Linked DNA regions of Homo sapiens: all the other regions are linked to region 2. The links are chromatin loops, found by intact Hi-C in ENCODE. Cell type or tissue: heart left ventricle. All regions are shown on one strand. Each heading gives the region's core, and the rest is flanking DNA. Links, peaks and the distances in the headings are about the cores only.

Region 1 (11,896 bases), core at 4,196-9,195, 390 kb after region 2:
AACATCTACTGACACAATCACACAACCCTCAGGAAGAAGAAATCCTTTATGGACCTCAGCTACCACCATTGCCCACACCATCCTGGCTACTTAGGAGGCCTTGAGTCCCTTCAAGTACGTTACTACTACAGCTGGCATCTGAGAAAGCCACCACACTAAGGCCATTTATAACAAAGGAAATTTCACAGAACCTACACCACTCTCCGACTACCCCAATCAGGGCTGGTGTTTGCACCTGCCATTTGATGGACCTGAGAGCAAATGAGCCTCGTGCAGCTTCACCCAGCTTTGCCTAGCTCTGAGAGCAGAGCCTAGGCCATTGTGGAGTCCCACAATGTGGTCCATGGCCTGAGGCATCAAGAGAGCTTCTTTAGGTAAAAAAAGATCAAACACACACCCTACTGCTACCACTGCAGCTGACTCTTACCTGCCAATGCCACCTACTGGCCTGGAGGTCAAACTGCACAACCCAATACAAAAATCTGTTGACACCATGCACAGTGCTTGGGAATGTTGGGAATGAGAAAAGTTTCTCAAGACCTCCACCTTCCCATCTCTGCAGGTGGCCAAGAGTCTACTTACATGTCCAGTACACTGTTACTACAACTAGCATTTGAGAAAACCACCACACTGAGGCTATGTATAAGCAAGGAACTCATACAGAGTATTTGCCACCTGACAGCACTCACAAGCAAAAGAAACTATCATCAGAGTGAACAGGCAACCTACAGAATGGAAGAAAATTTTTGCAATCTACCCATCGGACAAAGGTCTAATATCCAGAATCAACAAGGAACTCAAACAAATTTACAAGAAAAAAACAACCCCATCAAAAAGTGGGCAAAGGATATGAACAGACAGTTCACAAAAGAAGACATTTATGCGGCCAACAAACATATGAAAAGAAGCTCAACATCACTAATCATTAGAGAAATGCAAATCAAAACCACAATGAGATACCAACTCATGCCAGTCAGAATGGCAATTATTAAAAAGTCAAGAAACAATAGATGCTGGCGAGAGTGTGGAGAAATAGAAATGTTTTTACACTGTTGGTGGGAAGGTAAATTAGTTCAACCATTGTGGAAGACAGTGTGGAGATTCCTCAAGGATCTGGAACCAGAAATACCATTTGACCCAGCTATTCCATTACTGGATATATACCCAAAGGAATATTAATCATTCTACTATAAAGACACATGCACACGTATGTTTATGGCAGCACTATTTACTATAGTGAAGATGTGGAACCAATCAAATCCCATCAATGATAAACTGGATAAAGAAAATGTGGTACATATACATATACATATACATATACGCCATGGAATACTATGCAGCCATATAAAGGAATGAGATCATGTCCCTTACAGGGACATGGATGAAACTGGAAACCATCATCCTTAGCAAACGAACACAGGAACAGAAAACCAAACACCACATGTTCTCACTCATAAGTGGGAGTTGAACAATGAGGACACATGGACGTAGGGAGGGGAACAACACACACTGGTGCCAGTAGAGGGTTGGGGGGCAAGGGGAGGGAGAGCACTCAGACAAATAGCTATGCATGCAGGGCTTAAAACCTAGATGATGGGCTGATAGGTACAGCAAACCACCATAGCACACATATACCTATGTAACAAACCTACACGTTCTGCACTTGCATCCTGGAACTTAAAGTAAAATAAATTAATAATAATAATAAGAGCCATCTATGACATACACACAGTCAACATCATACTGAATGGGGAAAAGCTAAAAGCATTCCTCCTAAGCACTGGCATGAGACAAAGATGCCCACTTTCACCACTTCTATTCAACATAGTACTGGAAGTTCTGGCCAGAGCAATCAGACAAGAGAAATAAATAAAAGACATCCAAATTGGAAAAGAAGTTGAATTATTTCTGTTTGCTGACAATATAGTCTTGAGCCTAGAAAACCCTAAAGACTCTTCCAAAAGATTCCTAGATTTGATAAATGAATCCAGAAGTTTCAGGATAAAAAAATCAACATAGAAAAATAGGTAGCATTTCTATACAACAATAATGATCAAACTAAGAAACAAATCAGTAACTAAATTCCATTTACAACAACTACTACAAAAAATCCATTTAACTAAAGAGGTGGAAGATGTACACAAGAACTATAAAACATCGAATTTATAGCTTCATTGTAATTCCTATCAAAATACCAATGTCCTTATTCACGGTTAGAAAAAACAATCCTAAAGTTCATTTCAAAAAAGAGCCCAAATAGCCAAAGCACTCTTAAGCAAAAAGAACAAAGTTGGAGGCATCATAGTACTTGACTTCAAATTATACTACAAGGCTGCAGTAACCAAAAAAAGCATGTTATTGATATAAAAATAGACACATAGATCAATACAACAGAATAGAGAACCCATAAATAAAGTCACATACCTACACACAACTGATCTTCAACAAAATCAACAGAAACTTAAACTGAAGGAGGGATACCCTAATTCAATAAATAGTTCTGAGAAAACTGGATAGCCATCTGCGAAACAATGAAACTAGATCCCTATCTCTCACTATATACAAAAATTAAGATGGAGTAAAGACTTAAATATATTACCTGAAACTATAAAAATTCTAGAAGAAACCCTAGAAAACTTCCTTTGGACATTGGCTTAGGTAAATGTAACAAAAACAAAAATAGACAAAAGGGACTTAATTAAACTAAAAAGCTGCTGCACAGCAAAAAAAAAAAAAAGAAAGAAAGAAAAAAGAAAATTATGAACAGAGAGAACACGCAACCTATGGGATGTGAGAAAATATTTGTAAACGATACAGCCAACAAAGGACTAATATCCAGAAGCTACAGGGAACTCAAACAAGAACAACAAAAAAAGCAAATAGCTGGGCACGGTGGCTCACGCCTGTAATCCCAGCACTTTGGGAGGCTGAGGCAGGCAGATCACCTGAGGTCGGGAGTTCGAGACCATTACGACTAAAATGGTGAAACCCCGTTTCTACTAAAAATACAAAAAATTAGCCAGGCGTTGTGGCACGCAACTGTAATCCCAGCTACTCAGGAGGCTGAGGCAGGAGAATCGCTTGAACCCGGGAGGCGGAAGTTGCAGTGAACCCAGATCTCGCCATTGCACTCCAGCTTGGGCAACAAGAGTGAAACTCTGTCTACAAAAAAAAAAAAAAAAAAAAAAAAAGCAAATAAAATCTCCCCATTAAAAACTGGGCAAATAATACGAACTGACATTTTCCAAAGGAAGACATGCAAATGTCCAACAAGCATATGAAAAGATGCACATCACTAATCATCAGAGAAATGCAAATTAAAACCACGATGAGATACCATCTCACACTAGTCGAGATGGTTATAACTAAAAATTCAAAAAATAACAGATGTTGGTGAGGATGCAGAGAAAAGGGAACACTTACATACTGTTGGTGGAAATGTAACTTAGTACAACCTCTACGAAAAACAGTATGGATATTTCTCAAAGAACTAAAAATAGAACTACCATTCAATCCAGCAATACCGCTACTGGGTATCTACACAAAAGAAATCATTACATCCAAAAGTTATCTGCATTTGTATGTTTATTGCAGCACTGTTCAAAATAGCGAAGATATGGAACTACCTTAAGTGTCCATCAATGGAGATGACTGGTTAAAGAAAATGTGCCATATATACACCATGGAATACTGCTTAGCCATAAAACAGAATGAAATGATGCCTTTTGCAGCAACATGGATGAAACTGGAGGCTATTATCTTAAGTGAAATAACTCAGAAACAGAAAGTAAAATACCACATGTTCTGAATTATAAGCGAGAGCTAAATAATGTGTATACATGGACCTAGACTGTAGAATAATAGACACTGGAGAACAGGAAAGTGGGAGGGATGAGAAATTACTTTCGGGGGACAATGTACACTATTCAGGTGATGGTTACACCAAAAGACCAGATTTTACCACTAAGCAAAATATCCATGTAACAAAACCCCACTTGTATTCCCAAATCTATTTTTTAAAAAGTTGAACCTAAACTGAAATCCAGTTAATACCTTTGTTCTTTTTTTCTTCCCTTATCTTTTCCCCAGAAATAAGCTGTTACTGAATCTGAAAAAAAAAAAAAACATAAACAGAATTTTTTTTTTGAGGCGGAGTCTCGCTCTGCCGCCAGGCTGGAGTGAAGTGGCACAATATCGGCTCCGCAACCTCCGCCTCTCGGGCACAAGCGATTCTCTTGCCTCAGCCTCCTGAGTAGCTGGGACTACAGGTACATGCCACCACACCCAGCTAATTTTTATATTTTTAGTAGAGACAGAGTTTCACCATGTTGGCCAGGATGGTCTCCATCTCTTGACCTCATGATCTGCCCGCCTCGGCCTCCCAAAGTGCTGGGATTACAGGTGTGAGACACCGTGCCGGGCCATGAACAGAAATTTTTATATTGTGTTCACAACATCTAATAGTAAGTTGGAGTCTCAAGTGGAAGTTGATCTTCATAAACTTATGTTCAAACTACAGGCATACCTCAGAGATATCACAAGTTCAGTTGCAGACTACCACAGTAAAGCAAATATCAGAATAAGGGGAATCACATAAATTTTTTTGGCTTTCCAGAGCATACAAAAGTTATGTTTACACTATACTGCAGTCTATTAAGTGTGCAATAGAATTATATCTAAAAAATTCACATACCTTAATTAACAAACACTTTATTGCTTAAAAAAGCGTTAGCAATCATCTGAGCCTTCAGTGAGTCAGAATCTTTTTGCTGGTGGAAGGTTTTGCATGGATGTTGATGGCTGCTGACTAATCAGTGTGAAGATCGATGAAGGTAGTAGTGGTCTGGTAATTTCTTAAAATAAGACAACAGTTAAGTTTGTCACATCAATTGACTCTTCCTTTCACAAAAGATTTCTCTGTAGCATGCAATGCTGTTTGCTAGTATTTTATCCACAGTAGAACTTCTTTCAAAACTGTAGTCCTCCTAAACCCTACTTCTACTTTATCAACTAAGTTTATGTAATATTCTAAATAATTTCTTGTCATTTCAACAATGTTCACAGCCTCTTTACCAGGAATAGATTCTATCTCAATAAACTGCTTTCTCTGCTCATCCATAAGATGCAACTCCTCATCCATTCAAGTTTTATCATAAGTGTGCAGTAAGTCACTCACATCTTCAGGATCCACTTTTAATTCTAGCTTTCTTGCTATTTCTTCCACATCTGCAGTTACTTCCAACTCAGAAGTCTTGAATCCTTCAATGTTATCCATGAGGGTTGGAATCAACTTCTTCCACACTCCTGTTAATGTTGACATTTTGGCCTTCTCCAATGAATCATGGATGTTCTTAATGGCAAATATAATGGTAAATCCTTCCCTTGAGGATTTTGATTTAATTTGCCCAGGTCCATCAAAGAAATCTCTTTCTATGGCAGCTATAACTTTATAAAATTTATTTCTTAAATTGTAAGACTTGAAAGTTGAAATTATTCCTTCATCCATTGGCTACAGAATTAGCTGTGTTAGTAGGCATGAAAAAAAATTAATATCCTCATACATCTCCATGAGAACTCTTGGGTGACCAAGTGCATTGTCAATGAGCAGGAATATTTTGAAAGGAATTTTTCTTTTTTCTGAGCAGTAGCCCAAAAGTGGGCTTAAGATATTCAATAAACCATGCTGTAGACAAATGTGTTCTGTTTTCTTCCATTTCTAGAGCACAGGCATATTAGATGTAACATAATTCTTAAGAACCCTAGGATTTTTCAGAATGGTAAATGAGCATTGGCTTCAACTTACAGTCACCAGTTGCATTCACCCTTAACAAGAAAAATAGTCTGTCCTTTGAAGCTTTGAAGCCAGGCATTGACTTCTCCTCTCTAGCTATGAAAGTCCTAGATGGCATCTTTTTCCAATATAAGGCTGTTTTCTGAATTCTGCCAGAGGTACAAAGAAGAAATAGTACTATTCTTACTGAAACTATTCCAAATAATTGAAAAGGAGGGACTCCTCCCTGACTCATTCTATGAGGCCAGCATCATCCTGAAACCAAAACCTGGCAGAGATACGAAAAAAAAAAAGAAAACTCCAAGCCAATACCCTTGATGAATATTGATGCAAAAATCCTCAATAAAATATTGACAAACCAAATCCAGCAGCACATCAAAAAGCTTATCCACTGCTATCTAGCAGGCTTTATCCCTAGGATGCAAGGTTGGTTCAACATACCAAATCAAATAAGTGTGATTCATCACATAAACAGAACTAAAGACAAAAACCATGTGATTATCTCAATAGATGCATAAAAGGCTTTCATTAAAATTCAACACCCCTTCATGTTAACTCTCAATAAACTAGATATTGAAGGAACATATCTAAAATAGTAAGCTATCTATAACAAACCCACAGCTAACATTGTATTAAATGGGCAAAAGCCAGAAATATTCCCCTTGAAAACCAATACAAGACAAGCACTCCCTCTTCACCATTTCTACTCAACATAGTATTGGAAGTCCTAGCCAGAGCAATCAGGCAAGAGAAAGAAAGAAAGCACATCAAAACAGGACGAGGAAGTCAAAACTATTTCTGTTTGTAGGTGACATGATTCTATATCTTGAAAACCCCATAGTCTCAGCCCAAAAATTCCTTCAGCTGACAAACAACTTGAGCAAAGTTTCAGGATACAAATCAATGTACAAAAATCACTAGCATTCCTATACACCAACAACAGGCAAACCAAGATCCAAATCAGAAAAGCAATAACATTCACAAGTGCCACAAGAAGAAGAAAATACCTAGGAATACAGCTAACTATGAAGGTGAAAGATCTGGCTAGCCACATGCAGAAAATTAAAGCTGGACCCCTTCCTTACACCATATACAAAATTCAACTCAAGATGGATTGAAGACTTAAATGAAAGAACCCAAAACTCTAGAAAACCCTAGAAGACAACCTAGGCAATACCAACTGGACATAGGAACTGGCAAAGACTTCATGACAATGATGCCAAAAGCAATCACAACTAAAGCAAAAATTCACAAATGGGATCTAATTAAACAAGAGCTTCTGCACAGCAAAAGAAACTATCAACAGAGTAGACAGACAACCTACAGAATGGGAGAAAATATTTTCAAACTATGCATCAGACAAAAGTCTAATATCCAGCATCTATAAGGAACTTAAACAAACTTACAAGAGAAAAACAGACAATCCCATTAAAAAGTGGGTAAAGGGCATGAACGGACACTTCTCAAAAGAAGAGATACGTGAGGCTAACAAAAGTATGAAACAAAGCTCAATATCATTGATCATTAGAGAAATGCAAATCAAAATCACAATGACATACCATCTCATGCTAGTCAGAATGGCTATTATTAAATAGTCAAAAAGTAACAGATGCTGGTGAGGTTGCAGCAAAAGGGGAACACTTAAACACTGTTGGTGAGAGTGTAAATTAGTTCAACCATTGTGGAAAGCATTTGCTCAAAGAGCTAAAAGCAGAACTACCATTCGACCCAGCAATACCCAGCAAAATATAAATAATTCTATCATAAAGACACGTGCACATGAATGGATCACTACAGTGCTATTCACAATAGTAAAGATACAGAACTGGCCTAAATGCCCATCGATGACTGATTGGATAGAGAAAATGTGGTACGTCTATACCATGGAATACTATGTAGCCATAAAAAAGAATGAGATCATGTCTTTTGCAGGAACATGTATGAAGCTGGAGGCTACTATCCTTTGCAAACTAATGCAGAAACAGAAAACCAAATACCGCATGTTCTCACTTACAAGTGGGAGCTAAATGGTAAGAACTTATGAACACAAAGGAGGAAACAACAAACACAGGGGTCTGCTTGAGGGTAAAGGGTGGGAGGATGAAAGCAGAGCAGAAGATATAACTATTGGGTACTGGGCTAAACCCTGGATGATGAAATAATCTGTAAAACAAGTCCCTGAGACACGAGTTTACCTGTGTAACCAACTTTCACATGCACCCCTGAAGCTAAACTGAAAGTTAAAAAAAAAAAAAAAAAAAAAAAGAATGCCGTAGCCGGTTTGATCTTCTATCCAGACCACTCACATTTTCTCCATATCAGTAATAGGACTGTTTCATTTTCTTATCATTCATGTGTCCATTGGAGTAGCACTTTTAATTTCTTTCAAGATCTTTTCCTTTGCATTCAGAACTTGGCTGTTTGGCACAAGAGGCCTAGCTTTCAGCCTATCTTGGCTTTTGACATGCCTTCGTTACTAAACTTAATCATTTCTGCTTTTGGTTTAAAGTGTACAATGTACAATGGTTATTAATTAGCCTAATTTCAATATTGTTGTGTCTCAGGGAATAGAGAGACCCAAGAAGAGGGAGAGAGACGTGTCAGTGGAGCAGTCAAAATACACACAACAGTAAAGTTTGCTGTCTTACATGGGCATGGTTCATGGCACCCCAAAACAATTACAATAGTAACATCAAAGATCACTGATTACTGATCTCCATAACAGATATAGTTGGCAAAAAGTTTGAAATAGTACAAGAATTACCAAAATGTGATATATGGACATGAAGTGAGCACATGCTATTGGGAAAATGGCACCTGTAGACTTGCCTATTGAAGGGTTGCCACAAATCTTCAGTTTGTGAACAACACAGTATCTATGAAGTACAATAAAGTGAAGCACAGTAAAACAAGGTATGCTCATAGATGAACATTATTACAGCATACGGGGACAAACTAGTCCTATTTTAGACTGTTTTGTCTAATACACTGGTAACAGTTACTAATACCTATTGTGTAGGGAAGTTATTCCCAGGGCACGTTATAATCCCCAGGTTAAAACCCAGCCCAAGGCTGTAGAATAGTTGAGAAAACATGATACAGAGCAAGATATGTCTTTTCACCCATGTAACCCAAATACATAGCATTGAGCATGACTCAGAGTAGATAATGTATACTTTTTGATTGAATGAATTAATGAATGAACAAGCAGATGTTCAGCCTATCTTCAATCTTGCCTCATCTATTATAATAAAAGGATTCATGTGGTATTTCTAATAGTTCTTCTCTCCTGATATTTACTGATGCTAAAATATGTAATTCGAAACTTTTAAAATGGTAATCCTATCACTAGGCTCCAGAATTGTCTACATTTATTTAAAGACATATCTAGAAAAGAGTTGATTTTCCTTTCTGTGAATACATTTGGAAAGAAGCTATAAAGATTGTGTGTACAGATGACTAGATACCAAGATGCAGATGCTCCATCAGAATAAGTATTGTTTACACTAGCTTATACTCTATATCATCTTGGAAGTTAGAATTAGCAAAAAGGATCACATCAAGACAATAGTATAAGTTACATTTATGAGCTTATGAAGTTGTTATTGGAGGGAAAATAGATTCCCAAAGTGTTGTCAAAATAGCTAAGGAAATATGACAAAACTTTTCCTAAACTTCAAATGTGTTCTTTAAAAAAGCTTTATAAGTCTGATTTCTTATGTTTGGATTCAACCATAACAGAAAAAGAGAGGTCTAGAAAAGAGACAGAGAGAGAGAGAGAGAGAGAGAGAGAGAGAGAGAGAGAGAGAGAGAGAAAGTCTAATACAATGAAGTTTTAATAGAGCAATATTTGTTTTAAGGTTTAGTTGTATAAACAGATGTGAAAGCCACCTGTTTGCTCTATAAGTGCTATTTGAAAATTACAACAAAGGAAAGGACAAAGTGCATTTCAGCAGATAACAGGATATAAGCAAAGATCACACAATAGTTAATAGACTAGCAGGACTAGAATCCCAGGTCCCCTAAGTCCAAATCCAGTAGTCTGTTCTCCAACTTACTACAACATAGGGTTACAATTTTAGAATAAAAGAATATGCACAAAGTCCACTGTCTTATCTGTGAAGTTGTGTTTACCAACCTCAATAAAATTGGCAAGAAAGTACAGTTCTTAGAATGGCCATAGAGGCTAGAGTGAGCAAGTTACTCATGGAAGATGTAATGAGGCTACTTAAGTTGGCACACCATTGTTTTTTATTACAAACATTAATTCAAGTAAATTTCTGCCTGAAATCTGAAGAGTAACTGCATCACCCAAGGTGTTCACTGTATAAGCAATGCAGCCACTCCAATAACTATCCTGTATGCCCTAAGAGAAAAACTTTTCACGTTGTACCAAGTGTGCAGAGCATTCTAAACAAGTAAGTTAGATATAGGCTATTTCAGGCATAAGATATTAGGAAAGGTCATATTGGCATTATTAGAATAGAAATACTGATTCCTCATACACTGATATTACATAGATTATAGGAAATAGTCCCCTCATCTAGAGACAGTCTGAAAAATTAGATTAAGCAGTCTCTCCAGATGTCACTAAAAGGCCAGATTAGAAAAAAATTAAAATCAAATAATTTTTTTTTTTTTTTGAGACAGAGTCTCACTCTGTTGCACAGGCTGGAGTGCAGTGGTGCAATCTCGGGTCACTGCAACCTCTGCCTCCTGGGTTCAAGCAGTTCTCTGCCTCAGCCTCCCGAGTAGCTGGACTACAGGCACATGCCACCACACCTGGCTAATTTTTGTATTTTTAGTAGAGGCGGGGTTTCACCATCTTGGCCAGGCTGGTCTTGAACTCCTGACCTAGTGATCCACCCGCCTCGGCCTCCCAAAGTGCTGGGATTACAGACGTGAATGACCACGCCTGGCCAAATCAAATAAATTTAAACTTAAATTATAACACATTTGAAAACACTTGTTGACACAAGAAAGGAAGCAGGGAAATGTCAACCAGAAAAGTGATAATTATGAAGTTTAAAATTTTGTCATTGTGTCTCTAGCAGTAGAAGCATGCAGTAACAATTTGATCAAGGAGGTGTGTATTGTGGCCAGCTTGATCCTCTATCCAGGCCACTCACATTTTCTCCATATCAGTAATAGGACTGTTTCATTTTCTTATCATTCATGTGTCCACTGGAGTAGCACTTTTAATTTCTTTCAAGATATTTTCCTTTACATTCAAAATTTGGCTGTTTGGCACAAGCGGCCTAGCTTTCAACCTATCTACAGGCAGATTTGGTTGGTGTCTAACACGGCAAACCATGTCACAGGCTATCATAGCAAGTATCTTTAAACAACAAATAATTTCCTTTGGTCCAGTTCTATAGTCAACTAACCTTCTGGCCTTAATTCGGTTTCCTTGGTAAGTTTATCTACCAGGGAGACAATGTGTCAATAAGCTGACAGAAATGTCTGGTCTGCTGGCAGTTATAATTGTAAAGTAAATTAATAGATTGTTTTTCAGGTGTACATTAGTCTCCTGCAAGTTTTATTAAGTTGGCTTAACTACCCAAAGTCCTTATCACCTTCAATGAGTATACTCAAATCATAAGCTGAAAGGGCAGATCCTGGACCTTGGTAACCTCACTTGGAGACAGCCTGGGAGGCCCAACCTGGATCGCTTGTTAGCCTCTAATCGAAATCCTAATTACCAGCCCTCAGGGAGCCACTGGATCTCAGAGCTCATAGTTACCACTTACTCTTGGCATTCCTTAATAACTCAGCAAAGGTCATCAATGTCTCCTACAAAGCTTCTAATAAATCCGGAGATAGTTTTTTCACATAAACACCTCCATTGTACAATTCTGTCCATAATGAAATTTTACCTCTAAGAATCATTTTTATGAGAAGAATCGTGGAAGTATATAAAGGATGTGTGCAGCTGAGCATCACAAGAAATTACCATAAAGAAGAAAGGAGAGCAGGGTGCTATGGCTGACACCTGTAATCACAACACTTTGGGAGGCTAAGGCGGGTGGATCACTTGAGGCCAGGAGTTTGAGACCAGCCTAGCTAACATGGTGAAACCCTGTCTCTACTACAAATACAAAAATT
Region 2 (11,896 bases), core at 4,125-9,124:
CATCCTGGTTTCACATGCTGCCCAATGTGTTCACTTTCCAGATGACCTTGATTCCATGTCCTAGAGATGACCCGGACCAGAGCCCATTGATTGTAGCTCCTGAAGTTCTGCAGTCTGGCTCATCTTGTAAACAGACAAACCCAGCCTCCTCATTGTAAACTCCACAGAGGTGTTTATTCTACTCTCATGTATTTTGCTTGTTTGTTTGTTTTGTTTGCTGTCTTCCATTTTTAGAATGCTATACCTCTTTTCTCCAAAGCCAAATCGATCCTTCAAATCCCAGTTCAAGTCCCACTTCAAGAATATTCTAGTTTTTAACTAGTGCATCATCTCTGAACAATATAATAGCTCAAACCTGCACTATATAATGTTTTATCCTTCTCTACTCCCTCAACTTCAGGTATATAATGCAATTGTTGCTAACAACTAGGTAGTTACAAAACATATATTTGATTCAAATATTAATTATATTTTAATACTCAGGAGACTTCAAAATAGGAAAGTTATGTGAGACTTTTATAAAATAAATTACAAAGTATTGGACTATAAATTTAACCCCAAATAGATAGAGATAGATACACAGATAGATAGAGCACTTACATGATGCCAACCATGTAGAACAATTTAGTCACAAGCTTTCAATCATCTTCCAACATAAATTTTATTCTGCTATTGAGGTATTTCTAGGGAATCTATGCTAAGAAGACCTAAAGACATATTGGAAAGAGTCAAATGTCAATCATATAATGTAGGGAGGTTTTGGATGAACTGCTTTAGGCTATATTCTCTCTCAAGAGGTTACAATGCTTGTTCTAATATATGATGTTGTCAATTTCTTGTACATTTTTAAAAGTATAAAAGTATTTAGCATCGTATGCCCAAACCTGCAACGAACTATATTTAGTATTTTTTATTAAAAATATAAACTATTAAAAAATTTTTGATGGATTAACAGAAAGGAACTATGTTTACAATACAAAATAAAAGGAGATAGCCAGACTAGATCTCTAGAATCTATCTAGTTTTATAATTGTAAAATTCCAGGAAATACCAAATCATGCTGACAATAGATTCTTGAGATAAATTTCATTTCAATAATGTATAGATTGTATGCAAAGAAATGGACCTGGATAATGCTTTTTGATGGTTTCTAACTTTATTCCAAGTCTATAGTCTTTGTGAGTAGAGGACTAAATTGAATCTGGGCTCCACCAAGAAAAAAATAGGTGACCTAGGACAAGTCATTTAACTTCTTTAGTTTATTTACTTTATTTATTTAGTTTATTTATTTAGTTAGTTAGTTTATCTGTATTTACTTATACAGATAACTATAATAAATGCCCTGTCTTCCTCAAGATCATATTATAAAAATTGTGTTAAAAAACTTATATCAAAATGCTTTACAAGTAATGTTTTACATAAAATTTAATTATTATGAATAAATAGAACCTTTAAAAACTAAATCTTTCAAGATTATATTCATTCAAATGGAAATAGCTAAATTTGTGCATGAATATCAGATGACTTCTTCCTGCCTTGGTTACTAATGAATGGCCAAGCTTGTTTCTATAAATAAATGGGCACTGGCATATTTTTTAAAAAATACATGTGGCTCAAGATTAGACTTCTTCCGCTTTGTGGTATCACATGTCTGACCACAGCAACTATTTTAAATCATGGTCTATGCTTTTAATGACATCTAACTCCACACAAAGAGTCATCATTTTTATCTAGACGTGTGTGACGTGCTTGATTGCAATGTGTTTTTTTTTTGTGTGTGTGTGTTGTTGTTTTTCTCTTTATCATTTTAACATGCATTTCTATAATACTTTGGTAATCTTGAAAACACTCAGGTCACCTTACAACATCAAGACAGGCATAGACCACTGTTTCCTTAAGTCTATAAAGTTTTGTTATAAAAATTGGGTAGCCAGCTGTTCTTGGCCTAACATTAATCTAATAAAAGTGTTTCCAAAGAAAGTTTATGGAATGAAAATTCATTGCTATTATTTTCAACTTTAATTGAATTTTTAAATAAAAACACTAAAAACTAAACAATAGTATTGAATACTACTATTGGAATTCATAGCTGGGCATGGCAGTGCATGCCTATAATCCCAGCTACTCAGGATGCTGAGGCAGAAGGACTACTTGAGGCCAGAAGTTTGAGACTAGCCTGAGCAATATAGAAAATCCTGTCTTACATGAAATACAGAAAGAAAGAGAGACAGATGGAAGGAGGAAGGGAGGGAGGGGGAGAAAGAGAATGAGAGAAAGAGAGAGGAGAGAGGGAGGGAGGAGGAGGGAGGGGGAAAGAGAGAAAGAAAGAAAGACAGAAAGAAAGAAAGACAGACAGACAGACAGACAGACAGACAGAAAGAAAGAAAGAAAGAAAGAAAGAAAGAAAGAAAGAAAGAAAGAGGGAGGGAAGGAAGGAAGGAAATAGAGAGAAAGAAAGAAGAGGGAGGGAGGGAGGGAGGAATGAAGGAAGGAAGAAAGGAAAGTAGGAAGGAAAGAGAGAAAGAAAGAGAGAGAGAGAAAGAAAGAAAGAAAGAAAAAAGAAGGAGGGAGGAAGGAAGAAGGGAAGGAAGGAAGGAAGGGGGAAGGAAGGAAGGAGGGAAGGAGGGAAGGAAGGAAGGAGGGAAGGAGGGAAGGAAGGAGGGAAGGAGGGAAGGAAGGAAGGAGGGAAGGAAGGAAGGAGGGAAGGAAGGAAGGAAGGAAGGAGCTGCAAAACGGCATGGACCAGAAACCTCTTAGTGGAGATCTCTGTATTGCTTGTCTATCTGGGTGGTGGGCATTCTGCCTACCCTAGACTCAGTCTCAAGCAGGGAGGCCAGTATTTTTCATACTGGAATTCCTACCTAGACTGTGTCTCTAATGGATGCATGTACTTTGCCACTTTAGTTACTTACTGTATTAATGAAGAAAATGTGACAAAGACTCATGAATATTTGGTCAGTTGTATTGGTTAAAAAGTCATTACTATTGTGGGTTTATGAGTTTTTGACAGTGTTTTAGAGTATTCAAAGGGTTTAACACATGCAGTGTATTGTCCCAGATAGAGCATCTACTTGAAGACAAACAGAGCTACATTCAAATCCTATCAACTTCTGCAACTTAATTATTTGTATTATCTTGGGGAAACAGATAATAATAGTGATAATAATAAAAATAGAGAGAAAGTGAGGAAAAAAGAAATAGAAATCAATCAGCAATAAATACTAAAATAAAAATAATAGGGGTTAAAGGCATAGAGAATATGGACATGGAGAAGGTTTACATAAGTGTGTTCAGGGAAAGTCCCTGTGATGAGACAATGCTGGAACCTGAAGGAACTGGAGAGGTGAGCTTTGTGTTTTTATGAGAAGAGCATTTCAAGGAGAATGGAAAACAAGTACAAATTGCCCAACCTGCCAAATGGGATTTATCCCAGGGGAGGAATATTACAAAACAGCCAGGTAGTTCTAAGAATCCAGGTGCTGACAGAAAGTGCTGGGTACTTGGCAACATGGCAAAACTCTGTCTCTACAAAAAACACAAAAAATTATCCAGGTATGGTGGCGCACACCTGTAGTTCCAGCTCTCTGGGAGGCTGAAGGGGGAGGATTGCTTGAGCCCAGGAGGTCAAGGCTGTAATGAGACAAGATCGTGCCACTGCACTCCAGCCTGGGTGACAAAGAGAGATCCTGCCTCAAAATAAATAAATAAATAAGAAAGTTCTGGGTAGAGCTGAAAAAGCAGCATATTTGGCAGAGATTCTCCACCCCATCACAATGCAGGCATAGCAGAGAAAGAAGAACTACATGGGGTCTCTAGACAGCTGGACTTGGGAAGCTGTAGAAGGCTCCACTGCTCGAGCCATGGAAGAGCATGGAAATTGCTAGAGGACTGGACTCAAAGGGGTTTTCGTCAGAGACAAGGAGCATTCAGCAATGACCCAACTGGGCCAGCAACTGAAGACTCTACAGGATCAGAGATGACAAGGCCATCAAAGTAGCTCAACCAACAGAACAAGAAGGTGGTGTGGAGGGACTCCAGCATAAACAGAGGATGGCAACCAGGTGATCTCTTCCTGCCTTAATACCACAGTTATATGGAAACCCCAGAACAACCAGGTTTTGAAATTAAGTAAGAGGAGATGAGAAATTTTAATTTTTTAGATACATAGGTTATTGAATTGATATTCATATTTCCTCAACTGTTGAGGGCAACAATAATGCAAATATATATATGTATACACACACACACACACACACACACACACACTCACACAAACATACATTTGGCATGGAATACATATATTGCAGGCCAAAACATCCTTTTTATTCCCTATTCTTCTGTGCTTTGGGATTAAGGTTATCTAAACTCTGGATATATCATCAATCATGTATACACCAAATCCTGAATGTGCTAGGTAAATAATACTCTACTGTAATTAAAAACATAAATAACCGTTGTAAATTTGCTATCAAGAAGTACAGAGTGTCTGTCATGGGATCATAAAGCAAGGCTATCTGAGCTCGTCTGGAAGATCAGGGAAGGCATTCTAATTTGGTTTGCTGAGTCAGGGAGCCGTACCACAAGCCTGTCAAGTAGGTATTATAGGTATCATTATAGTTATTTTACAGATGAGGAAAAGGGAGATAGTGTTTGCCTCTGGGGAACGTCAGGCACTGGGGTGCTAAAGAAGTGTCACAAGCTTTATTTAGACTTATCTGCAATTGTTTACATTTCATAAAGAAAATAGTTTTGTGTTTTATTTGTGTAATTAAAAATTCATTTTTACATAAGTTTAAGTAACTCATGCTGGAAGTCACCCAGCAACTAAATGCCAACACTGGAATTTAACTCATTTCTATCAGGTCCCAATGCTCCTAACCAAAATGCTCTAAAAAAAAAAAAAAACCAGCCCATTTCCAACAATAAGACAATGGGTATCTACATCATAGTAAAAATATACATATAATGAGATATTTGAATTCAAGGTCTGAGGTTCAGGTGCTTTTAATGTACAGAGTAGGTCTCCAACAGATCTGCTGGCATTTGCAACCTATTACTGCTGATGGGCAAGTACTCAGAGCCCTTATTTATGTTCATCCACTGTTCTACATAAAACTTGTGACATTCCCTGGCTACTGGTGCTATAACTTGTGTATGCTGCTCTAAGGGATGAAGAAAAGACATGACACTTAAACAAACCCAAAATAAATATCAAGGGCAGCACCTGGGTCTTTGACATCTCCCTAATGGCAGAAATCTTCCCTGTTGTCAAATTTACACACTCTCATAAACCATACATTGCACACACCACCACCACCACCACCTCCGCCTCCACCACAACTGCCACCACCATTTTATCCAGCTCATCATTGGCAGAAAAGAGGGAAATTTATGGATAATTTGGAAAGTAAGAAAGAATGATAGGCCTTATTTTATCACAATGTAGGCATCGTGTTTTTCTGCTTTGGAAATGGGAAGTATATAAGTTAGGAATTCTTTACTATTACAGCAAAAATAATGCAAGACAAAAATGTAATTAAGCATGAAAGGAATTTATGTATTAGAAGACTATTGGATAGTTCTCATCATCTCTAGGAGGCCCAGAAGTTGGAAACCTCCTCCCAAATCCTGCTGCGAAACTGTCCCACAAATTGGCATCACCACCACCGCTGGGCACACACACTGCTGCTTTCAGAGCCAAAACCCCAGACACCAAGCACCATCTGCTGCTACTGGATCCCACAGCACTGACGTGGGTTGTAGCTGTCACCTCCTCACCACTCTCGCCGGCAGCATTCTGCAGTTCCTCTTTTTCATGTAACTAACTTTCGATTCACATCCTGCCACAGACACATCTGATTGGCAGGTACTATGGCATGTGCCCATGTCATAGCTAAAAGAAAGGCTGAAACATTTGTAATTTTTTATTTATGTAATGGGAGATGGGCTCCATATTATAAGGTAGGGGATTCTTCAAGAAGTTTCGGTACTGAGAAATAAAATTGAATGACAAACAGGAACCAAAAAATGCCATGGTAGAGATGAAGAGAACCCAAAACCTCTTTTTCTGTCCTTGTTTCCTTTTCTGAAACAAGTGACTAAATACTCAAAGTCCATGGGGAATATGACAGATCCATTCTAAAAACTAACACCTTCATGTTCAGCCAAGAACCAGCAAGTTCACATCTTACTTGAAGAAAACAAACCTTTGTATAAGTTGGAAGCATAGTATCACAAAGTGGCATACAGGGGTAAATAGATGCCTGATTTGCTTCCAGTCAGCCAGGCCCAATAATGTCCTTCAAGCCTGCAGAACTATTGCCTCTGATGTTCCTCCACCACCCTGAAACAGAACCAATAGCGGCTGATCTTGTGTCTACCCGCAACCTTCTCTTTCGTGACAAAGCAACATGCAAGTGGAATCCCAAGGTAAGACAAATGTTGTCATTTTAGTTAACATTGATTAAACATAGTGTTTACGTCACTAAAATCGTCAGTACTATAATCATAAGTTCTTATTCATGGGCTATGATAATAACTATGTGAAATCTATTTCTGATTAATCTTTCCACCTAGTGCTTAAATATAGAATATTACTATATTCAATACAAATATAAAAACATTTGATTTATATTTATTTAAATATATTTTTTATCCCTAGTATATTTATTAAATATATTAATATAGAGTTATGTATCTAGATCTATAAAAGGGTCAATATTTCGGCAAAAATTTTGCTATTAACTTTTCAAGGAAATTACATACTGGCTTTTAATTACAATGGCCTATGATGACACCTAGTGGCTAATGGGCATATTTTGAAATCCCCAATTTGACCAATATAAATGATTTTTAATTTTTTTAAAATAAATACAGTGATAATGTTTCCTTTTGTGGATTTTGGCACATTTTTAAAGTAAAATAAATATATCAAATTTCTCTTTCCTGTCACAAAGAAACTCTGAAAAAAGTTAACTGTAATTAAGAAAGACCACTTTTTAAAAATTGTACTTACATCGTCAGATAATATATTAGCTATCAATCATAGTTAAAAAGGAAGAAAATAACATTATGCAAGTTCAAAGTGAATGTAGGCATTGTAATCAGTTAACCCTCTAAATTTATAAAAATGTAAGGCAGAATCACTTAACGTGAAATTCCTGGGATGGAAATCATAGATTTATAGTCCTGATTGTGCCTCAAATTAGTTGTGTCCTTGAGCAAATTGTGCAATCTCTCTGTGCCTCAATTCTATAATTAGTAACATGAGAAGGTCAGAATTTACAGGCCTTTTGAGCAATTTCTTATGTGAGACTCTACAAATTGCTGTCAGTCACATGGCCTTCCTCATCTAGGCACCTGTTCCTAACACAACAGAATATGAAATGCTCCATTCTGAATTCAAGGTTTAATATATATCAGCTTTTCTGACACATATATTTTCTTTTAGATCATAAATTCATAATATGTACTTAATATTTAATTCATTTATAGTCCCAATCTTGAAATGTTTGGTAATTTCATTAGCTATTGAACAAAATGATATTAATTTTGAATGCTTCCTCAAGTTGCTTCACTAAAATGAAAAAGGAACCACTAGCATCTTTCCTTAATATTTAATAAGCATATATTTTTCACTTTATTCTAGAAATTTATAATTTTGCATAATTCTATTAAGTCTTCTCACAGACTTCCACTGTCTACATCTGAAGAGCTCTAGTCCTGATAGTTTGAACGTTTGAACTCATTTTATAGTTATCCCTCCCTCTCCGCACTAGGCACCCCCAACACACACACACACACACACACACACACACACACACACACACACGTAAATTCTTACCATCTTTGTCTTGCCATCTTTCTCTTCTTATATTTCAGTTTTCATTTTTTTCTTTTTTTAAAAAAAGTGGATTATTAAATATTTCAAGCATAGAAAAAATTGTAAGTCAATATGTAAAACACCCATGGATCTATCACTTATTTTTGTAATCTTAACATTTTGTCATATTTTATTTAGTAAAAATGGAATACTGCACAGACAATTAAGACCCCATATACCTATCCCCTGCCTCCATCTCTATCAGAAATCACTATCTATATTTAGAGTTTATAATCCACCTGCATGTCTTTATATTTTTATTACATATAACCAGGAGCAATACATGTACGGGTTTACATGTTTTAAAACATTATATAAATGTTTATATAAGTAAATATTCTTCTGCAATTTGTTTGTACAGAAGTTGTTAATTTCAATGTAGTAAAATTTACCAATCTTTTTCTTTAAGTTTTATACCTTAGTTTTTCTTTAAGAAATCTTTCTGTAGCTCAGGGTCATAACAGGTTCTGTACTAATTTTTTAATTAAATCTTTAATATTTTTGCCTTTAACCCATTGTTTTGGGTATAATGTAAGGCTGGTATCTGAGGTCATGGGCTTTTTTTTCTATATAGATAATCGGTCATCCCAGCATCAATCTATTGAATAATCCATATTGTGCTCTGATTTTCACCTCTGTAGTATTTTATTTTTCCATATGAGTAGGGCTGTTCTGTGCTGTACATTTTTCTATTTGTCTTTACTTGCACAGATATTATACCATTTTAATTTCTACAATTTTAGAGTAAACCTGGATATCGGTTCTCTCCACCATTTTGGAAAATGTCTTAATTATTTTTTACTCTTTTTTGAGGTATGAATTATAGCAAGAACTTGTCAAAGTCAAAGGAAATTGCTCTACTGTAATTTTGCTTGGAATTACATTGAATGTATAGGTTAATGAAGACAGAGTTATATTTATAATATTTTCCTCCATGAACATAATATAGCTCCTTATTTATTTAGGTTCTCTGTTTCATGAAACTACTAAGTTTTCTCTAGAAACTCTTGCACATCTCTTGTTAAATTTATTCCTAGGTTCCATATAATTTTATCACAATTTTAAATGCTATGGTTTAAGCTATATTTTATCTTTGCTTATGCTATATAAAGAAAAGCAGATTATTTTTACGTGTTAATCTTGTATTTCAACAGCGTAATTAAACTTTCTTTAGTGTCAAGTAATTTGCCTATATGTTCTTTTTAGATTTTCTTAGTAAGCTGATAGGCCTTCCCTATGACAATAATAATTTTGTCTCTTCACTGCTAATAGTTATACTTGTTTGCACTTTGCACTAGGTGTGGCCTCCAGCAAACATTTAATAGAAACAATGACAGTAATAGGACAGTACTTCAAAGGTTTTATTCTTAATATGACATTTGCTGTAAGTTTTTGGTAGAAACTCTTCACAGGATTCAGGGATTTCTCCTTTATTCCTAGTCTTCTTTATTGTAAATCAGTATTGCATATTTATCAAATACTTTTTCTGCACTTATTGGGATAATCACATGACTTTCATCTATTAATGCGATGAAATACACTAAAATATTTTATAATAGTAAAACTTCTTTGCATTCTAAAACAAGCCCAATTTAGTTCTAATGTATTCTTTTGCATATTAAAGATGAGCCTATAATTTTCCTTTCTCATGTTGTCTTTCTTCGGTTTTGATATAGAGGTTTTACTAGTTTCATAAAATGTGTTTAGAGATACACTCATTTTCTATTCTTTGGAAAGTTTATGTCATATTTGGATTTCCTGTCCTTTGCATAGTTGATTAAGGTTCCTCTAAAATTAGCTGGAGCTGGATTTGTGGTTTTGTGAGTGTGGATGAAGATAGGGGCATAGGAGGAGGTGTGCTGATGCACTAGGAGATGAAAATATTCAAATTTTCATTTAATTCCCATAATAGTTAAAGATCTATTCAGATTTTCTAATTATTTTTTGTCAGCTAAGTGACATTTTTGTAGAAATATGACCATTTATTTTTTGGTCATAGTATTCTCCTGTGATTCTGTTTCATATCTATTAGAACTGTAGATCTGTAGCCATGACCTTTTCTTATCCCTAATATTGTTAAAGGTCATCTCTCTATTTCTACTATATCACTTTTGTCAGAAAGACTTCCTTATTTTTACGTAGAAACAAATTTGTTTCTTAACCCTTTTTGTATTCCTTTTCTATTAAATTATGACAGTTGTTTTTATTTCATTAATTTGTGCTTTTACCTGTGTACTATTCCTTTCCCTCTGATTTATATGTTTTTTTGGTACTGTTTTCCTATCTTCTTTGTTGATCACATAGCTCATTATTTTGCAGTTTTCTTTCTTTTTAAAATACAAGCATTTAATGTCATATAAATTATCCTTAAAAAAATCATTTTAGGCCTGGCACAGTCATTAATGCCTGTAATCCTAGCACTTTAGGAGGCCAAGCTGGGGGGATTGCTTGAGGCCAGGAGGACGAGACCAGCCTGGGCAACATAGCCAGACGATATCTGTACAAAACTTTAAAAAAAAAAAATAGTCATGGCGGGCCGGGCCCGGTGGCTCACACCTGTAATCCCAGCACTGGGAGGCCAAGGCAGGTGGATCACGAAGTCAGGAGATTGAGACCATCCTGGCTAACACGGTGAAACCCTGTCTCTATTAAAAATACAAAAAATTAGCAGGGTGTGGTGGCAGGCGCCTGTAGTCCCAGCTAGTTGGGAGGCTGAGGCAGGAGAATGGCGTGAACCCGGGAGGCGGAGCTTGCAGTGAGCCGAGATCGGGCCACTGCACTCCAGCCTGGGCGACAGAGCGAGACTCCGTCAAAAAAAAAAAAAAAAAAAAAAAGTCATGTGGTACATGCCCTAGCTACTCTGGAGCCTGAGGTGGGAGGATTGCTTGAGCCCAGGAGTTCAAGGTTACAGTGATCTATGATAACACCACTATGCTGCAGCCTGTCTCTTTAAAAAAAAAAAAAATCACTTAAGCATTCTCCCACAAATTCTGATACACGACATGTTTATTATCTTTTATTCACATTTTCCAGTTCCTATTTTGATTCCCTGTTTGATCCATTCATTATTTAGAGTGTGTTTTTGTTTTATTTTGTTTTAGTTTCTAAACGCATGAGGAATTTTTAAGACATCTTTTGAAGATTAAATTCTATTTTTTACATTTTATTGTGGTGTAAACACTTAACATGAAATCCACCCTCTTAACAGATTTTTAAGTGTACAGTACAATACAATACAGTGTACTGTTAGCTATAGGCACAATGTTGTATAGCAGATCTCTGAATTTCTTCATCTTGCATAACCGAAACTTTGTATCCATTGATTAGCAACTCCCCATTTCTTACTTCTCTCACTCTCTGAAAACCATCACACCATTCTCTGCCTTTAGAAGTTTGACTCTTTTAGATAGATTATTTCTCATAGAAGTGGAATCATGCAGTGTTTGTCCTGTGACTGGCTTACTCCCCTTAACATAATTTCCTTAAGATTCATCCATTTTGTTGCATATTGCAGGATTTCCTTCTTTTTTAAGGCTAAATAACATTCCATTGTATGTATATACCACATTTGCTTTATCCATTTTCTCAGCTCTTTAGGTTATTTTTATATATAGGCTATTGTGAATAATGCTGAAATGAACATGGAAATGCTAATATCTCTTTAAAATCCTGATTTCAATTTTTTTGGTTAAATACCAAATTTGCTAGATCTCATGGTAGTTTTTTTTAATTTTTTGAGGAAACTCCTTACTGTTTTCCATAGTTGCTACAACATTTGGCATTCCCATCAAGAGTGTACAAGGGTTCTGATTGTTCTACATCCTCACCAATACTAGTCTTTGGTTCTTTGACAGTAGCCTCTTAACAGGTGTGAGATGACATTTCATTGTGGTTTTGACTTGCATTTCCCTGATGATTAGTGACACTGAGTAGCTTTTCATATATCTGTTACATGTTTTTATGTCTTCTTTGAAAATATGTCTATACAATTCTTTTTAATTGGGCTTTTGTGTT
Region 3 (5,000 bases), core at 1-5,000, 410 kb after region 2:
GTGTCAACAAACTTTATTTATATGACCTAAAAAAAAATGTTTTTACATACTAGTTCAATAGATCTTCATTACAATTATATAGCTTGAACACAGTACTTGTTTTATTCTTTAGCAAATGAAAAAGCCAGAGCTTATAGATGTTATCAAGCTTGACCAAAGTCCCACAGCTAGTATACAGTAAGTCCTCAATACAGATCAAAGACATATGCTTTATAGCATTGCTTCTCAATGTATATACCAATGACTTAGAGACCCTGTTAAAATGCAGACTGATTTAGTAAAATGCCTGAGGTTCTGTATTTCTAACAAACTCTCAGATGATGCCAGTTCTGCTGGTGTTCAGAAGACATTTCTAAAAGCAAGATTTTAGAGTACTACAATGCAATATTTTTCCACTGTGCCACTTCAGAAGAGTCAATGAATTAGACTTCTACATTATACAACTTTTTTTAAAACGTCCTTAAATAAAAAATACAGCAATTAAAACAATTACAATCTCTTTTTGTAATGTATTAGGTAGTATAATTATTATTTAACAGTATGATAAAACAGTGCTGTGCCTTAGAATGAATAAGAGCAAATAGTCTGTGTGTCATATTAAAAATAATAAAGTTAATTGCCAACATCAACGTTTTTAGTTAACAAGCATAATTTGTAATTTGATATGTGTATCGCATCTCATACAAAGTTTTCTGTCCTCAAATAATAAATATAATTTGGTTTTAGGCATAATTTAAAATAAAAGTATGTGCTTCTTTCCTTATTGATCTGAGTATACTTAATAGAATATTGAGAAGGATTAACAAGAAATAAATTTACTGGTTTCTGATATAAACTTTACAACATAATTAAATGAGCAAACACATATAAGGCAGAGTGTCTATACATTTATTAAAATTAAAAATAATTATCACAATTAATTGAGCACTAATTTATACACTTTACAGATATGATCTCATTTAATCATCAAGAATGTGAAGTAGGTATGATTCCCAGTTTACAGATGAGAAAGAGGTTATAAGAAAGTAAATAGTGCCTAAAAGCTCCAGCTAATAAGTAACATATATATAAGATTTAAATTCAAAGCCTGTATTTTGGTCTGTTTTTGTTAAAAAATAAAAATAAAATCATATAAATAACATGGAAAAATATATACTGTTAAAAATACTTTCCTTCTATACAGTGTACCAATGATATTAAAAAGTACTGACTCAAATCAGATAATTCTGCATTAATAGATACTAATGTAGATATTGTTGTGATTAGCCTTAACTATTCTTCTACCTTATTTCTATTAAGAAATAGAAAAAGATCTGAAGCTTACTTATTACCAATTGAATCACAAAGTCATAGTAAAATGTGGACAAAATTCAATATTGTGAAGTTGTTTGGATTTCCCCATAGCAATGGAATTTATGATTTTACATCACGTTAAGTTATTGGTAGTTAAAAATTTAAGATAGACAATGATTCATAATTACATACAAATGTGTAGACAAAAATTTGTTAATCATAAATATACCTGAATAAATAGAAGTCTCACAAATGTAATCTTAAACTAGATAATTTTATTTTATATTTTAAGAAAGAGATTTGGTACATAATACAAGAAGTTTTATAACTATATATTTTTGGATTACCTCCTAGGCAGTTTTTAAATGTGGTGTGTATTCAACGAATTCATCGGTTAAAAAGTCTCACATAACAAAAACATTTATAGGTTCTAACCAAGTTCATTATAGCCATGCCGAGGGAGAATCACTTTTTATTTATTATTTTGCAAATAAAAAGATTTTAGGTCAAATACTTTTATGTCATCACAGATTATAGGCAACTGCCTCAGCTATTCAAAAATCTCATCCTGTAGAATCTCAGCATATAGTAGCACTGCATGGTGCAGCCATATCTTTCCTGTTTGTTTCCTTCTATTCCTTCTCACACCTTGTTCTTTTATCCTATTTTCCCTGAAAACAAAACACAGTAAGATCCACTATTCCAACTTATCTATTTCTGAATTCTATAGGTAATTTTTCTTAGAAGTATTACCATTAAGTAATTAACTATCACTGGTAAAGATTTTATATAATTATAAAATCTAATCTTTATTCTAACAGTTTTTCAACACGCTTTATTTTTTAAATTTGCATTTATCTGCAGAAAATGATATTTTAATATGGTATCTTTTTTTTCCAAAATAAGATGAACAAAAATATATTCTTGCAAAGGAAACGGATATAGTGCTACAGATTAAGCACTTAATTCCCACCACATATTTAAAACTTTATGGATGTGAAATTTTAAGTGGCTATAAAGCTATTTAGGAGCTACCCTGTGCTTGCTGGGGATCTTTAGCCTGACTTTATCCTGGCATTTATCAAAATAATACTATTTAGCACAATACCATAATTGTTCATTTATTCCTTTCCCAAATTGTACCATGAGTTGCTTAAGAGAAAATAATATGTCTCAGTTATGTATACATCCCTAGACCTTAACAGAGTGCCTGGAATATCCTCGCAGCTAGATAAATGTTTGATGAATAATTTAAAACATTTCAACAATTCCAATTAAATGAGTCTAAGCTCCTTCAGAACCTAGGAGAATAATAGTTATTGCATGTATATAAGAAATAAATCTATCTCAATATTGCTTCTGGAATATTAATAAAAGAACAGCTTAGAGAAATAAGCAACTAGAAGGTCAATAACTACTTTCCTTAAGAAAATGAAGGCAAACACAACAGAGTTGGTGTTCCACTAACATCAGGTATTTATATGCTGCCACCTTGTGTCCAAAAAATGTGAACTAAGGAATAATTATTCTAATGTTAAGCTGACAAGCTGTTGTTCTCTAACTATGCTCTCAAAAAAATCTGGGGATATAGTGTAATTAAAAATCAAACAACAGTGGTTCTTTTACTTACTAATTTGCACACACAAAAAATTCTGTTCACAGATCAATTTTAATGCAAAATTTATACATTTAATATTTATCTAAGGGTCCTAGTCCCTAGTAACATTTATCTAACTTAAAATCTGATGTATCACATATTTAGCACATTTTATAGTTATTTTAATATTTTTAACAGAAAAACATTTGATATGATTAATAACATCATATCTAGGTATTCTTGTTAACCAAGCAATTTTGAGAACCACAGGACCCTGTATTAATCTAAAACTTTAAAAACAGTTTCCCATCTTAGAATACACCCTGAGATGCATGAACAGAAAAACCTATAATGGAAAAGAGAAGATTTAGCAGTCTTCTGCAATAATTTTTACATTTAATGCTAAAAGTTGGGTCACATGTTTCAATCAATAAGGTAATATACACAAAAAACTTATTAGCTCACATCTCATATTATTTAGAATGTATAACATGAAACAGCTTGGTTGAAATCAATCTTTGCTTTGTAAACTTTAAAATTAATAAGGAAAATATACCTACCATGTATTCTCGTCTTTAAGTTAATGGTCCAAAATTTTATTTGCCTAGTAGTGTCTTCTCAAAGTGTTTCTCAAACTGTGGTACACAGACCAGTTGCATTAGAATCACTTGGGGAACTTATTAAAGAATCCTTCCCCTATATCAGAATATCTGGGGAGGGGCCAGGTAACATGTATTTTAAAGAGTATCCACTGATGTTCACTTTCAGAAACACTGATTTACAGTATGAACTTAAAAACAATTTAACTGCATTTTACTTATTCAACAAATATTTTATTGTTACTTATGAAAAAAATCATAGAAATCAGAATTCTTCACTAACTTATGCTAGTTTTCCCTCAGTGGAATGGATACTAAATTAGAAATAAGAAAACCTATTTCGTAGTACAGGCTATTTTTTTTTTAAACCCAACAATGTCCATTCTACTTTTAAATTCTGTTATATCAACTCAAATTTTTGCTAAATAGGAAAATATTATTTCAATTATCAGCATTAAAAATCTACTTTTGCTTAAAGGAAGTGTTTTAAATTTTATTTTAATACAGCATAACCTGAGGTCTTGACACTAAGAATCTGGAAGCCTAAAGCAGTGGGGTAATTCTTTATTTTTGTTTTACAGTCTCAATTGAACTAATTCTTACAGAGTAGAAAACAAGAGGCAAAAGCAAAAGAATAAAAACGTACAAGCTTCCAAAAATTTTACCTCTATTCAAGCAAAAAATAAAAAATACATTTTATGTTTTTGGAGACTCTAAACTTAATTTAAGTATCTACCAATAAAATACTTACCTTTTCTACTAGTGGTATTAACTGCTGGTGTTCTGCTAAAGTCTTTAACAATTCCATAATGAAAGGCAGATAATTATGCTTCCTTCTGATATTCTCAATCTGAAAATAAAACATCAATCCACACTAACTACATTTCTGCTAATTTTGATATTTTATTCTTTGCATCCAACTCAAAATAGAAATGGTATATCCATTCTCATAAGAAAATGATTTTAGAAATAATGAGATTCCATTCCCACTGAGAATAAAAATTAACACAATAAAACATGTGGAGGGAGTTTCTTGGGCAAGGGCCTCCTGCCCCTGACTTAGCAAATAATAGAGGCCTTTAAAAGTCCAATCTAACATTACTTATGAAAATGTCATTTATAAAAACAACTAAACATCTACAAGCTAAATTAACATTTGCTACTTCACCTGTGCAAATAATCAGGCAAAGTCTAATGAGACCAGCTTTATTTTGTGATCAAGCACAATCTTTCCTTCAGATTATTTTTTATCGAAAGGGGGTACACTGCAGGAAAAAATTTCTACTTCAGTGGAAAACTATGCACTGTCTAGATAACATCCTCTCAAGTTATGTGATTCTAGGCTTTTACTGCCACTGACCTATTATATATTCTGCCTGGTAGAAGTATAATTGATTGCCCTTCCATAGAAAGTTTCCATCTCTTATAAATTCATTTAAACTTCATATAAATTTGAGCTTCTCTGACTTCTCCTTTAACTAGAGTTCCTTCAGTTAATTAATTAAATTAAA

What was found. Peaks named below come from ENCODE experiments on the same cell type or tissue, not always from the same donor. Only the 100,000 strongest peaks of a DNase experiment are listed, where the experiment ranks them.
Region 1: it touches region 2 in a loop (2.9-fold over the local background); 24 of 110 quality-filtered maps call a loop at or near these places.
Region 3: a loop joins it to region 2, with 4 times the contacts of the local background. A loop is called at or near these places in 38 of 110 quality-filtered maps.

What each region holds. Positions count from the first base shown.
Region 1 is chr1:192,998,292-193,010,187 of GRCh38, forward strand. No RefSeq gene overlaps it. Among named protein-coding and RNA genes, the nearest start is that of UCHL5, 55 kb to the right of the region's middle. In heart left ventricle, for the core only: no CTCF peak of the experiment used is centred there; no DNase peak of the experiment used is centred there.
Region 2 is chr1:192,603,508-192,615,403 of GRCh38, forward strand. The region is part of intron 2 of LOC105371664 (a long non-coding RNA gene); the gene reads right to left. LOC107985241 (a long non-coding RNA gene) reads left to right here and starts at 5,848. Exons shown (of 2, transcript XR_001738348.2): 1 at 5,848-6,429. In heart left ventricle, for the core only: a CTCF peak has its summit at 6,800 (motif pointing left); a DNase peak (open chromatin) is centred at 5,774.
Region 3 is chr1:193,016,857-193,021,856 of GRCh38, forward strand. UCHL5 (ubiquitin C-terminal hydrolase L5) reads right to left here. Exons shown (of 11, transcript NM_001199261.3): 10 at 4,241-4,339. Among named protein-coding and RNA genes, the nearest start is that of UCHL5, 40 kb to the right of the region's middle. In heart left ventricle, for the core only: a CTCF peak has its summit at 2,787 (motif pointing left); no DNase peak of the experiment used is centred there.